Regions from separate parts of the Homo sapiens genome. Here all the other regions are linked to region 1. The links are chromatin loops, found by intact Hi-C in ENCODE. Cell type or tissue: heart right ventricle. All regions are shown on one strand. Links, peaks and the distances in the headings refer to the core of each region. The heading gives the core; the rest is flanking DNA.

Region 1 (4,965 bases), core at 1,088-3,587:
CCCCAGGGGGATTTTTATGCAGCAAGTTTGTTGATAGGAATGATCATTTAAGATCAATACTTACTAACATGGAAATGTGGAGATTATTAAATGAGAAAACACTGGCTATAAAAGTGTGTATAGTCTAATCTCAGTTTAAAAATACCTAGATAGGTAGATACATAGCAAAACAGATAAACATAGAGGTGGACAGAAAGTGTTTGGAAGGATAGGCACTAAGGTAATACCAATAAACTGTTGTAGGATTACAATGTTTTTCAAAAAGTATTTTTCTTATATGTATTTTATAATTTTCTACAATACATTTACACTGATCTTGGACTAATAAATAGATAATTACATTAAAAAAGAAATATTTACTGACTTCCCAATGTGCATTGAGCATTAGGACTACAAAGTGGAATCAGGCCATGATTCTACCTTGAGAACCTCAGTCCCTAGAGGGAAACAGACAATTTCCCAGTGTACAGGGCACAGCATCGAAAGATCTGTGGCATCCACCTGGATGCAGCGCTGTGAGAAGGCTGAGGACTTGAACCCTCGCTCTCCCTGAGGCCGCCCAGCCATAGCACTGGACATTACAGCAGCACTCTCATCTGGCTGGACCAGAGCTGGGAAAGGCTGGAACAAATACTGGTCATATTGGGGATGAGGAATGATTTCCCCTCTGAAAGGCTGTTTTTGTTTTTGTTTTCTGGTAAAAGAACACAAAGAAAACAACCAGAAAACCCAAACCAATACACACCACAACATGAAAGACAAAGAAATAACATAAAAACAATGCCCTTTACAATGCGAGATGGGACCTCCCTGTGGAAAGATGAAAAGCAGATGCTTGATATATTGCTGCACATGCATTTGTGTCATCTCTCCCTTTCTGGCCATGGTTATTCTGCTATAATTTGTTTTCTGCTGAATTAGATCCTACCCCATCCTTCAAGCTCAGCTAGTTCCTTCCATTTCGCCAGTCTCCCCTAACCCTTCAGTCACATAGCATCCCCATCCTTTAAACACATAGTATTTTATCTGATACACATTTGCAAATTTCATGTCTGGTATGTGTGATTTATATCTTAGATTACGTAAGTTGTCTTGTGAATTTTTTGTGGTTTTGGGGTTTGATTTTTTGTTTTGAGACAGGGTCTCGCTCTGTCACCCAGGCTGGAGTCTAGCGGCACGATCACTGCTCACTATAGCCTTGAACACATGAACTCAGGCAATCCTCCTGCCTTAGCCTCCCAAGTAGCTAGGACTACAGGCACACACCACCACACCTGGCTGCTTTTAAAATTTTTGTGGAGACAGGGTCCTGTTATGTTGCTTAGGCTGCTCTTGAATTCCTGGCCTCAAGGAACCCTCTTACCTCCTGAAGTGCTGGGATTACAGGCATGAGCCACCACACCCAGCATGTGAATATTTGGTCACTAAGAGCAATTTTAGGCACATACATATTAAGCATTCTATACACACTTTTCAGTAAATTATGTTGAACAAAAATACCTCTGATTTTTAAGACAGCTTAACACTAGAAAATAAACCTTCTAGCTACACTAAAATGGTTGCTTATTATTAATAAATGCCAATTTAATTTTCTAACTTTTTTCAGCACTTCAAATTTTTGCAGCACTGCCACTTTATCCTGATACATTCATATGTTTTATTTTAAATTCAACAGTAGACAAATACTGATCAAATGCCCAAATTCTGTGGTTCTAAAAGTTTAGAAATAATTCACTTCCTCTATTATTCATTTCTAGCAGACTAGAACTACTAAACATTTTAACACACGTGACTGTCTCTTGGGAGAGGACAAAGTCACAATCTAAGAATAATAATGTGTTTTCCTTAAAAAAAAAAAGTCTAAGAGGAGGACTATTGTTAGAATTTCTTTTCTAAAATTCAGCATGGGAATAAAAGACCTGCTTTTGAGAAGATGCTGACTGTAATGATAAATAATAATAAATGTTTGACTCAAATCATAAAGCTATATCGTATAACTTCAAATAAATGTCTTCAAGACAAGGTAGTGTATTATTTTAAAAGCTTTAATTTTTTAATAGCAAAGCTAAGAGAAAAGCAGAGGCACATTATAACATTACTCTAGCGCCCTCTGGTGTCCCACGTGCAGCACACCTTTTTTAGTTCATCATTTGCTGTTTCTATAGCTATTTGCAAAGGAGCATTTTGGGAAACGACTAATGTGTCTGGAGAGGAATGCCTCATTAAAGAAAACCAAATATGTGAATCATACAACATCTTACAACCAAATGATTTGCTAATTATGCCCATACATACTGTTTACCTCACTCTGGGGAGCTGGAGTTGGCATTACGCTTATTAAAGCCACACAGGTAAGCGGAGTTGATTAAACATGAGGGCTTGAAAAGGAAATATCTGTAATACTAGCCAATGTTTGCTTCGTAGAAAATTTCCATGGGAAGCTACAGGTGATGTGATAAAAGCTGGATGTTTAGTGGATACCTATCATTATTAAACCTGTTTTGGTTTAAAAACATTGCAAAATTTAGATGAGTGAAAATTAATTGTCACAAGTGATGTTAGTCTTTGTGGGTCAGAAATGCAAATATGCCCCTTTAAAACGCACACACTTAAAACTGACTCCATATTGAAAAGTCAACTTAACCTGAAATATTAAAATAATAACTGCAACTTGTAAATATTATAAAACAAAGGATAAGAGCATGTAAATTATAAGTAGGCATAAAGGAAAAACAAAAACCCAAATAACTCCACTCTAATATGAGTACCAATCTCTGAAAGAAATATACCCAAATGTTAACAGAGTTTGTATTAAAGTAATAGAATTGTGTCTAACTTTTTACTTATGCTAACTTCACCTATTTCCTTTTGATTCTCTCTTCATCATCTAACCCCAAATCCCAAGTGCTAGAAGCAGCTGTCCTCATTTCTGGCTACTGTTGTCCTGTCTTTTTCATTGTCACAGCTGAGAAATTGACAATTTATGTAATCCAGTTCATCTGCTTAGCAACAGGAAGGGTGGGGCTCAAAACAGAGGAAAACTACCCAGTAGCATTTGCAATTGTGAAATGAGAAAGGAAGAATGGGGAATTGGCTAAAGGTCATGTAAGTTATCTCTGAGGGGCTGAAAAAAGAGATCAAACTATTTTCAATTCTAAATCTCAAAAGGATAAGTCAGAAGAAATGTTCTATATTCTTCTTAGACCTCTATAATTACAGTCTTAAGATTGCCACGTGATTGAAATGCCATAAATAGTGCTTCACTGACAAATAAATACAAAGTTATTTGCTCCTGAATCTCTAAATGTGTCAATTTTGGGCTTGGCCTCCGAAATTGCCTTAGGGAAACAGTGTATCTTAGCTGAGAGTCAGATAATCCCATGCAAATAGGAGTTTCAGCCAGGTGAGAACCCATAATACAGCTACTCTGAGCACGAATCGCACTCCTTGTCCTGCTGTACTTCCCATTTTATCTTGCATCAGTAAAAAGGAGGAAAGAATGGGAAAAGAACTGGAGTATCACTGGAGCAGTTCTTAGTACTCCAAGCTTTCCATCTTTGTCAGAACCTACTTAGAGTTTGGGCTACAGTCTCATCGCATGAATGAGGACCCAGCAGTGGTAAGAGCATAAGGGTCATGTCACCAAGTTGCATTAAACTGCCATGTATCTCATCAGAAATTTATCAGATTTACAGTGCCATCATGTCTCTTCTTTATGGCGGGCTTGATCACAAATTCAGAAGAAAGGAGTTTCACTGAAACGAATCGGCCAAATGATGTGTTTCAGTTTTATTTTCTCGGTTAGTCCTTAGAAATTTGGCTAAATCAGCCAAGACCTCACCATAAAATAAAAGAGAAAATGTCGCTTATTTCCCATTTAACAGATTTTCCTGCTGCTTAAATTGGTTTATTCATTTGTTCAAAATGTGTTTTTTGAGCACCTACTACGTGCAGTGTTCCAAGCACTGAGGTTATTGTGGTGAATAAGACCACAGGACCCCTGCTCTCATAAGCTGATAATATGATTATGTGTGAGCACGCACACACAAACTAAAAAGGAAAAATTAATAGATGCATAAGAAAATGTCGAATAGTACAACAAATACATCACAGAGAATTAAGGCATAGTAACATGACAGAGAGTCACTGTTTTATTAGGCTGGTGCAAAAATAATGGCAAACCTGCAATTACTTTTGCACCAACCTAATAGGCTGGGTGTCAGGGAGACGTCTATGAGGACAGAATGAGGCTGAGACATGAATGTTAAGAAGAATCTAGCCACGCACATATTAGGTTTAAGAGCATCCAGCCCAGAAACAACACATGCAAAGGCTCTATGGTAGGAACATGCTTGGTGTGTTACAAAAATAAAAAGTAAACTGTTTGGTTGGGGTGTAAAAAGGGAAGAGCGATGCAAAATGATATTGGAGAACTAGACAGGGTCCAGATGATGTAGGGGCTTCATAAACCAGGCAGAGTCTGGATTTCATTGCAAATGAGATAGGAGGCCATAGGGGTATTATAAACGGGGAGGAGAGTGTGACACATTATTATTATTATTTTAAAAGATCATTGCTGTGTGAAGAAGTGACTGAAGGGAGACAAGAATAGGAGGAGGGAGACAAACCTGGGAGGCTCTTACAATAGGCAAGGGCGAGAGCAAACAGTGATTAGGACTGGAGTGTTGATAATGGAAATGGAAAGGATTAGATAGATTGGGATCTGTTTGGGAGACAGGTTTGATAGGACAGACTGAATGCAGAGTGTGAAAATAAGAAAATAATCAAGAATAAGCCTTAGTTTTTTTGTCTGGATGTTGGATGTTGGTGCTACCTACAGAAATGGGAAACCTGGGGGAGGAACAGGTATGTGATAGAGAATCAACTTTTATTTTGGCCAGGTTAAACCTGCAGTGTCTCCAAGATGTCCAAACAGAAGCATTTAGGACTTGAGTTGAATATTTT
Region 2 (4,965 bases), core at 1,563-4,062, 63 kb after region 1:
AAGAGTGTGATAAGAAAGCCTCATGTTCTTTCCCAACTTTAGTTGGTGCTACTTTGATTTTTGGCAGTTTAGAGATATTAGAAGTGAGGTGCTGGATCTGTATTCGAAACTCAAACCTTACTACTGCTACCAAGAATGGAGTGAAATACTTAGACAGGAGGGTCCATTTGAAATCTCAAAGCATGCATATGGGACTTTGAGATTCTTAGCACGAGAGTAACATGAGTAAAATGCCAACTATAAGGATACGTTTCCAGGCAGCATATGGTCACAGCTCAAAAATGAACTTTTTTTAAAGCTTACTACTGCAAATTATTTTAGAAGCAGAGACAGTTAAAAATCATACCAAGGAAGAGAACACACACACGTACACACACACACAACTCTAGGGAAGAGAAATTATAAAACAATGGATGTAGATTATAATAATTTTTTAGGCACAGCTTCAAAACTGTCACAATTGTGACATCAGTTTTTGATACCATTCAGCCAAGCAACAACTACTTTAACATAGAAGTGAGTATCAAATTAGGAATAGGCGTGTGGCTACATCCATCACCAAGACAACAGGTGTAGTTTTATATGGTGAACACGTATTTCAATAGTGTTGAAAATAGACTGCACCTTATACGTGGTATTTCCCACTATGCAGAAGGCCTGCTTTCTGTTCCTAGGGCCCTGCATGGAGAATTCAGGGATTCCCTGGAACTAATACTATTTTCCCCAGCGACTTCATTTCAGTCTTTCCTTTTAGGTAGCCTGGCCCGGGTCAGAAATTCTCTGACAGTTGGTACAAGAGAACGAGTGTGCCAGTGTGAACGCTGCAGGGGATGTGTTGTTGCCAACTGATGGAGTGTACTTCCATATGCAGAGCTAAAATAGACTTGGATGGTTGAGAAGATAGAGACTGCTCTTTAAGTGCCAGTACGGGAAACACTTGGTTACCTGTCTTCTGGGGCCGACTTATCTGAAAGAATGAGGTGGGTTTACATGTTTGGATATTTCCATCTGATTTATAGGCTGGGGATGGGATGGGGAGAGTCTGGAGACCGCCAGTGTTGCCTTTCAGTATACATGTACACAGTGGGGGTTCCCAGTGGGAGAAAACACTCTGTAAAGGGGTCTGATGCACCAGGCCAGTAGAGATAGCATATGTTGCCACTGCATTACAATAAGGGCAACTCTCAAGAAGAACTGGGAGACAGTATAGAGCATGGGCAGGGAGTCAAACAGATCCAGGTTCAAATCCTGCCTCTATCACTTACTTGCCCAATAATCTTGGCAAAATTACCTGAACTCTTTAAATTCAAAAACAGGGAAACTAATAATAATACCTCCTTAGAGTGATTGCAAGAATTAAAGTATTAATATACGTCCACACCTAGTAATGTGTCTGGTGAATAAAATGTGCTCAATGTATGGACACTACTGTGTCACCACTAGGGAAATTCCCTTAAATGTAAATGTTTTTACAGATACGTTTTTTAGCATGGGGTAAATTATATGGACCACAAAATGGCCTTGGCTAAGGCGTTTTGAGGGAATTATGAAGTTGTCTTATGGTAGGAATACATCTTGATAAGAAAGGAAAAATGTAAATGTGAGCATCCACGTGTGATCAGTGAGAATGATGCAGAATTTAACATGCATTTTTTTAGATTTGCTTAATGGCAAGACTATGCGATATCTACCTCTACCTGTCACTACCTCTACCCTGAGCCGCTTTATGATAGATGTGTTCCTACAAACTTGTGTAAAACTCAGTTTTAACTCTAAGCATCACTTCTCTGCACTGGAGGAAGTTTTGTAAAGCAAATAACCCCCACCTAATCTATCTTGCTTTGAAGGCTGAAACCTTCTCCTATCTTCGAGTGGACAGGCATGTGTTCTGTATTTTTTTGCACTGGGCTATCACCCTGAGAGGTGAGCCATAACTTCTACCCACTTTGGTATGCTCCACAGCACCCTTTCCAAAACTGCAAAAGCCAACTGAAAGTATGGGCAATAAGAAAATATTAAAGAATCGACAGAGTAATTATTGGCACCTTGAACACACTAGTGTTTGGGGATGTTTAATTAGATGGCAAGGTAGATTTAATTTTTGAAGCTCTTAGATCATAGATCTTGGTCGAGTCCATTCTACGGGAAGATAACAAGGGGGCATTGACTACCTGCTGCACTGTTTTCAAGCAAAACCCACACTGGGCGGGCTCTGGGTGCCATCTCCACAAAGCCCCCTCCCCAAGGGGGATTCTTCCACAGGGGAATTTTCTCAAGGAAGGTCCCGTGTCAGGAATGCTGCTCAGGTACGGGTTCCCACGTGCCCACACGCAGGGCACGGGCTCACACGGCAGGGCGGGCTGCCTCTTTAAAGGCGCGGACCTCAGGGACCCCCGAATTTGGCTCCTCAAGTCTAGGCATCAAACTTTCTCCTGGAACAAAACCTCTTTCAACCCACATGGAGGCAGGAGGAGGACGGAGCCCTGGGATGCCATCAGCGGCGGCCCGGAGACAGCGCTCCCACCCCCGCCCGCTTCCCTCGGTCCCCACCCTCTTCCTCCGAGGGAAGGCGGCCCAGACCGCACAGCCCCGCCCGGCCCCACCCACCCACTCCCCGGCAGCGAGCCCACAGCCTCACAAAGCTACCTCCCGGGCGCTGCGGTTCCCCGGGGCGAGGGGCAAGCGGGGCTGGGTACCTGAGGAAGAGGCCAGGACACCGGCGCCCAACGAGACCCACAGCATCGCCCCGGCGCCGCCGCCGTAGTTGCCACCGCCGGAGGCTACTTCGCTGCGCCGAGCGCTGGAGCCCCGGGAACCTGGTGCCGCCACCGCCTGCGCTCCCTGCGCTGCGCTGCGCTCGCTGCGCCCGGGCTCTGCTGCCCGGCGACCGCCACGGTCAAGCGGAGCCCCGCCCCGTGCGCGCCGGGCGAGCTGCGGACCCTCCAAGGACGCGCCGCCACCCCGATTGGCTGCGGGAGTCACTGGCCCCGCCCCTGCTCGCCGCGCTCCTCCCACGCCGGGGGCGCGCGCTGCTGGCGGCCCAGAGACTGGCGGCTTCTCCAGGGGCGTCGCGGGAGGGTGCGGTCCGCGCTGGGCGAGGCTTCCTGCGGGCACCGGCGCGCTCGGCCTCCGCTCCTGGGCGCTGCAGTTCTCCCTCTCCTTGCCAGCCCAGAGATAAATAGACGGCCAGAAAGAAAAGAAAAAGAGAAAACATCTCTAGAGCTCTGCGCGGGGAGGGCAGTGGCCGCGGCAGCTGTGGTGTGAAATCTTATTTGTATAAATTCGTTTCTCACGGAAGCCCAGGAAAGGCTGTCTAGGGTGAAGCACTGGAATTGTCACCAAGGCTTTTTTGTTTTTGCTTGTTTTTTAACCTGAAGGTGTCCTTACACACCTCTAGACTTCTTTATCTTATGAAGAAACTAAATCCAGTTAAACAACTTGTCCAAGGTCATAGAGCTGGTTACAGATTGATTCTGTATTTCAATGCTAAATCAAAGCTGCCTCAGCGTTTATTTCTTTTCTGTCCAGAGAAGAGTTGCATTCTCATATGTAATGCTATGTATACTGTATAGCAAACAATCAATTAAAAATATAGAGATAGAAAGTAGATTAGTGGTTGTTGGGGTGGGAGGGCTGGGGAGTGATTGCTAATGGATGGGACTCTCTTAGGGTGATGAGAATGTTCTGCAATTTGATAGTGGGAATGGATGCACAGCTCTGAATATTCTAAAAACCACTGAATTGTACATTTTAAAGGGCTGAACTTTATGGAATGTGAACAGTATCTCAATAATTCTGATGTTTAAAAATGTATTGGCCGGGCACGGGGCTCACGCCTGTAATCCCAGCACTTTGGGAGGCAGAGGCAAGTGGATCACGAGGTCAGGAGTTCGAGACCAGCCTGGCCAACATGCTGAAACCCCGTCTCTACTAAAAATACAAAAATTAGCCGGGCATGGTGGTGCGTGCCTGTAATTCCAGCTAGTCGTGTGGCTGAGGCAGGAGAATTGCTTGAACCCAGAAGGCGATGGTTGCAGTGAGCCGAGATTGTGCCACTGCACTCCAGCCTGGGTGACAGAGCAAGACTCCATCGTGACAATAAAATAAAATATAACTGTATTAACACTTGAGCCCGGGTGGCTGAGGCTGCAGTGAGCTATGATGGTGCCACTGCACTGCAGCCTGGGTGACAGAGAGAGACACTGTTTCAAAAAAAAAAGTATCCAGAGTGATGGTGCTGTGGGGAAATCCACATAAACACATATTTGGAGTATGTCACAATTCTTTCTTTGTGGGCAGAAATTCTGACTTATGTACTAGCATCCATCCATTCATTCAACAATCCACATCCATGTTTATCAAATTACTCTGACATGGGTACAAAGATAAATAATGCATGATCTCTGTCATCAAGGAGTTCCCAGTCTATTGAGGGGACAGTTTATAATATAATAAGGTGTCACTCTAGGGAGGTAAACGAAGTGCAGGTTTAAGGTGCTAAGACAATCATAAAGGGGCTGAAGGATGTGTAATGTTTCAGCAGTGGCCAAAGTGGCTGAGTGTGAGAGGTGTGACAGGAAGTGAAGCTGGACAGTTACAGGACAGAGTAGAACTGTGGACTAGAGCTCAGTTAAAGAGGCACAGGCTAATTAGGAAGTAAATTTTCTATTCCTTCTGGGTCATTTCTATCCCTGGTGTAGTGTGTGATTTTGGTTAATGGTCTCAGTCATCATCATATAAGCAAACAATGGTAACACCAACTGACTTTTGTTTCTACCTTTGTGGTATGTATAAACGGTTTTTGTGCATTGCCTCCTTTGAAGCTCAGAGAGGTGAAGGGGTTGTGCTCAAGGCTGTATGTCTTCTAAGAGACGGAGGTTGGATGAAACTCCATCTACTGACCTTGGATCCTATATTCTCAATATTGTCAACCTTTTGAGTTGTAAAGCTTCCTTATAAGTGCAA
Region 3 (4,965 bases), core at 1,563-4,062, 110 kb before region 1:
AACCGTACAGTAGTAGAAAATGTGACTCTGAAGGAGCAAGTATATTTTAGAGGACAGAGAAAGTCTTACAAGGCGTGTTTTTAGAAAGGGTGGGAAATCACCACCCTCCTTTGACCAGACAGGCAGGGCTTTGTGTAGGAGGGTGGGGCTGTCAGAAACTGTCTGAATGATGGAAGGCAGCAGCTTAGCAGGCTAGTGGGAAGAGCGACTCCAACTGCACGGCTCAGCTTAGGAGGCAGAAGTGAGGTCAAGAGTAATGATCTTTGCAGACCGTCCACAGGGGTGAGATCACTCTGAGAAGCCCAAGGAAACAGAAGTGGAGGGTCATGATTCTGACCCTCAGTGTTAGCTGTGGAGAAACTCAAGCTCATGGTCAGATAAACCCTGCTCCACCCAGTAATGGCCTCAGTGATCCACTTATGTGTTTGACCTATTTCTTTCTCATTTATAAGGTACACATGATTCTGCCCTTTACATAAGGTTGTTTCATGATCTTAAAGGAGATTATGTAGATGAAAGGGCTTTGTATTCCCAGGATGCTAATGTTAGATTCTCAGGGCTCCCATCAGTGTAAGAATCAGACAAATAAGAGGGTGAGTGGTCCCTGCTCAGCCCATCGCCCTTAAAGACACATGCTGGCACCTTCCCTCATTGTAATAGCCTGCTGGACTTTTAGTTTTGGGTTTAGGGACATGCCAGGGGTGTCCTGCTGTTTAAGTGGCCATTCATCAACTCCAGGAATGTGCTGGTGGTTTGCCTGAGTCTTATCCAAATGCCACTCTGGCCTTTGGATAAATACAGGATGGGTGGCAACTGTGGTCAAATTACTACTCCACCCTACCACAAGCCTTATTTTCCACCTTCTTTGCTCCTCAAGGGAGTTTCCCCTTTTTCTTATCCTTTAAAATTATTTTTAAATATTTATTTGTCTATGAATTCTTATATCCTTACCTTGGTATATGATTTTCCCATATATAATTTATATTTTGTGTTCATTACAACAAGGGGTAGCAGAAGCATAAGGGAAGGGACATGGACATGGGCCTTCACCAGACTTCTGGATGAAAGATGAGATGACTAGACAATTCCAATAGTGAGAAATGTATTAGGAAAAAGGCTGAATACAGAATAAGCACAGCAATATGCTCTCCTTTGGCTTTATATCTACACTTCCAGAGGAGGAAACTGAAATTTATCAGGGTAGGTCCCGCAGCAGAGTAATGACAGTAACAGTAACAGTGATTACTACTGGTCCTGTGATAACAACAAGATTGGAACTCCGATCTGGTGCTAAGCCAGTGATGTCCAACAGAAATGCAATGCGAACCACACACGCAGTGTTCAATTTTTAAGTAGCTACATTAAAATAACCAACAAGCAGGTGAAATTAATTTTAATAATCTGTTTTGTTTAACCCAATATGCCAAAAATCATTTCAATAATTAATGAATATAAAAAATATTAGTGAGACATTTAATATTTTTTGTACCAAATAGTTGGAATCCAGTGGGTATTTGACAGCACATCTGCATTTGGACTAGCCACATCCATCTTGCAGCCATTGTACACAATATTGTACACAATAGCTACAAGTGGCTAATGGCTCCCTTATTGGACAGTGTAGTCTAGCATGTTCCTAAGTATTTTTGTGCCATGAGCCCTTTTGGCAGTCTGGCGAAGCCCATGAGTTCCTTCTCAGAATAATGTGTTTACATGAATAAAATGTGGAAGACACAGGGTGACAAAGAAAGCAATTATTTTGAAACATAGTTATTCAACTATTTAAAAAAACACAAAATTGTGGTATCGTATATACCTGCTTCTTCAAATGGTGCTTTAAATAACATTATCCAGAGGCGTAATAATTATAAGAAATTTTAAATAAAAGAATGATCATAAATAATATTTCAATATGCCTAAAGCAACTGTAGTGATGATGAAAATATCTGTGACTTCAACTGATAGCAAATTAACTTTGAGTTGTGGAGTTAATTTGGTGGGTCAAACCAAGACACTTTCCTAATGACATAGAATAGGAGGGAATACATTAGAGGGCATCATTCACAGTCAGGTTGAGTACTGTTTCATGAAACCTCTGTTATATTTGTATGTATACATACACACGGTTAAATACTGGGTTGCAATGTAAAATGTACTTTATATTGCGAGTCATGGTTTTAAAAAGTTTGAAATCTTCATACTCTGCTAGTGAGAATGCAAAACGGTTTAACTACTATGGAAAGAATCTGATGGTTCCTCAAAGAGTTAAACATAGAATTAGCATACGACCCTGTAATTTCACTGTGTACACATGCCCCAAAGAAATGAAAACAAGTTATCAAACAAGTATATGTACATGCATGTTCATAGCAGCACTATGCGTAATAGCTCAAAGTCTTCAATGTCTATCAATGGATCAATGAATAAACGAAAGGTGGCATATATATGTAATGGAATATTATTAATCCGTAAAAAGGAATGAAGTTTGGGAACATGCTACAACATGGATGAACCCCCAAAATGTTATGCTAATTGAAGAAGGCTGGATACAAAAAGGTCACATATGGTATGATTCTATTTATAAGAAATATCCAGAATAGGTAAATCCATAGAGACAGAATGCAGATCAGCTGTTGCCAGGGGCTACGGGGAGTGAAGAACTGGGAGAATCTGCTTAATGGTGAAGGGGTTTTTACTTTGGAGTGATGGAAATGTGCTGGAACTAGATAGAAGTGGTGGTTGTGTAACACCACGAATGTACAAAATGTCACAGAAGAGTCACCTTAAAATGGTTAATTATATGTTGTTTCACTGCAATAAATTATTCTTATTTTTTAAGTTTGAACGCCTTTGTTCTAGAGGGTCTTTCCATTTGTAGTGTACTCATTTGTGGTGCTGCTACATCCCCACCTAGTGGTAGAGGCACCTTCTGTCTGGACTCCAGGACTCAAGATGCCTGACTGCTAGGAGACCACTTTCATATCACAGCGTGAGTTCAAGATCTGAGGTAACACCTAGGCCCATGCCTAACTGGGATGAATATTTCGTGTCTAGACATTGACAATGATAACCGTCAGTCACCCTGAGCTTCAGGCAGGAAACAAGGACAGTTTTAGTCCTGGCCCTGATATATTTCTCAAGTTATGGAATCTTTCTGGGATTGACTTATCTGTCTATGAAATCAAAACAATACTCCCTACCACAAGGTTATGGTAAAGGTTAATATAAGGTAGCATAAGAAATGCATCCAATACCAGTAGATGCTCATAAAATGTTAGTTCTGTTCCTCATCCTTCCTGATTTCTAAAGATACTTGGTATGAACTTAGGAACCTCCAACAATATGCATCCAAGGGGGCTCCCCCAACTTCTGACTGTCACTGGAAGAAAGAAAAAGACTCTGGGTGTCCAGAAAAAAAGTGGCAGGGACCTGGAGTGATTATGAAAAGGAGAAGACAGAGTACAAGCAGAGAACCCAGGACAGAAACTCAATATGATACAAAGTCAAGCGACAAAACAGCAGCAGGGACCTGGTGAGCACCAGGTATATAGAGGGGAGGGAAGAGAGAGGTAAAGGGTCCAGCAGACATTCTCGTTATTGCCACGAATGCTACCTGAAAGTGACAGAGACAGACAGACAGACACAGACACACACACACACACACACACACACACACACACACACAGAGAGAGAGAGAGAGAGAATACCAAGAAATACAGAGAGAGAGAGAAAGAGAGAATACCAAGAAATACATAAGGCAAAAATATTTGGATATTTTTGCAAGTGGGCTTGCATGAAAGATTCCAACTTTACAACATGTTCCATAAAATGAAATGGAAGGCTCTAAACTGTGAGACGTGGTTGCAAAAAAAAAAAACCAGAAAAGACGGACACCAAATCATGAGTTTTTCAAATGATGAAGCCAAAGGGAATAAGCAACTCAAAGGGTAAACATGGGAGGAAACAAATCACGAAACTAATTTGAAATCAAATAGCGTAAAATTACCAGAGCAGAAAGCACTTGCTCCCACGTCAGAATATTCAGGATTTGTAGGAAATTCTATAACGTGGTACAATTTGACTTTGGAAAAACACGGGAACAAAATCAAAACAACATTCTTACACCCTTCTAAGAACACTGGCAGGGTCAACGGGGAGGTGGTGAGTGGAAAACCCCACAGGCAGGTCAGGGAAGCAGACCTCCCCACCAGGCCTTCCTGGGCCCAGCAAGCATCCCTCACTGCAACAGTCATTTCTGCCCTGTGCACTCCACAGCCTTCCTGCTTCCCTCCTCCCATCTCGTTCTCAGGGACGACCCTGCCTCCTACATGGCACCGGATAGGAAGTCCCATTTTTCTGCCATCAAATCCACAAAGCCACCTTTGTCCCCTCTCCTGACCCTGTTTCTGCCTCCTGCCCAAGATTGTCACTCCTATGGGTCTCTGGCATCTTAACCTTTCCCTTTCTATAAAATCTTTCTTGCCTTTATGAAAACATAGCCAATACCTCTTGTCTTACAAGCAAACAGAAACAAAACAAAAACCCTTATCTTATCCCACATTTCCTTCCAATTCTGATATGGTTTGGATTTGTGTCCCCAGCAAATCTCACGTTGAATTGTAATCCCCGTTGTTGAAGGTGGAGCCTGGTGGGAGGTGATTGGATCATGGGGTAGATATCTCATGAAAGGCTTAGCATCATCTCTCTTGGTACTGTCCTCATGATGGTGAGTTCTCATGAGATCTGGTGGTTTAAAAGTGTGCAACACCTACCCCCTCACTCTCTCTTGCTCCTGCCATGTTAAGGTGCCTGCTCCCCTTTTCCTTCTGGCATGATTGGAAGCTTCCTGAGAGGTCCCCAAAAGCAGAAGCCACTATGCTTCCTGTATAGCCCACAGAACCATGAGTCAAACTTCTTTTCTCTATAAATTACCCAGTCTCAGATATTTCTTTACAGCAATGAGAG

The links. A loop is a pair of places that touch in the nucleus more often than their neighbours do. Peaks named below come from ENCODE experiments on the same cell type or tissue, not always from the same donor. Only the 100,000 strongest peaks of a DNase experiment are listed, where the experiment ranks them.
Region 2: it touches region 1 in a loop (2.1-fold over the local background); 16 of 110 quality-filtered maps call a loop at or near these places.
Region 3: it touches region 1 in a loop (2.3-fold over the local background); 24 of 110 quality-filtered maps call a loop at or near these places.

Annotation. Positions count from the first base shown.
Region 1 is chr13:31,907,234-31,912,198 of GRCh38, reverse strand. It overlaps the pseudogene EEF1DP3. Among named protein-coding and RNA genes, the nearest start is that of FRY-AS1, 120 kb to the left of the region's middle. In heart right ventricle, for the core only: CTCF peaks have their summits at 1,907 and 2,110 (motif pointing left); a DNase peak (open chromatin) is centred at 2,122; H3K27ac peaks cover 2,500 bases.
Region 2 is chr13:31,844,671-31,849,635 of GRCh38, reverse strand. LOC124903150 (a long non-coding RNA gene) reads left to right here and starts at 900. Exons shown (of 3, transcript XR_007063747.1): 1 at 900-980. It overlaps LOC124900336 (a long non-coding RNA gene), which reads right to left and starts at 2,431. Exons shown (of 2, transcript XR_007063748.1): 1 at 1-2,431. It also overlaps the pseudogene EEF1DP3. RefSeq lists enhancers at 1,815-2,314, 2,315-2,816 and a silencer at 2,665-3,184. In heart right ventricle, for the core only: no CTCF peak of the experiment used is centred there; a DNase peak (open chromatin) is centred at 2,995; H3K4me3 peaks cover 2,248 bases; H3K27ac peaks cover 2,344 bases.
Region 3 is chr13:32,017,756-32,022,720 of GRCh38, reverse strand. No RefSeq gene overlaps it. Among named protein-coding and RNA genes, the nearest start is that of FRY-AS1, 11 kb to the left of the region's middle. RefSeq lists a silencer at 2,831-2,930. In heart right ventricle, for the core only: a CTCF peak has its summit at 2,908 (motif pointing left); a DNase peak (open chromatin) is centred at 2,930; H3K27ac peaks cover 80 bases.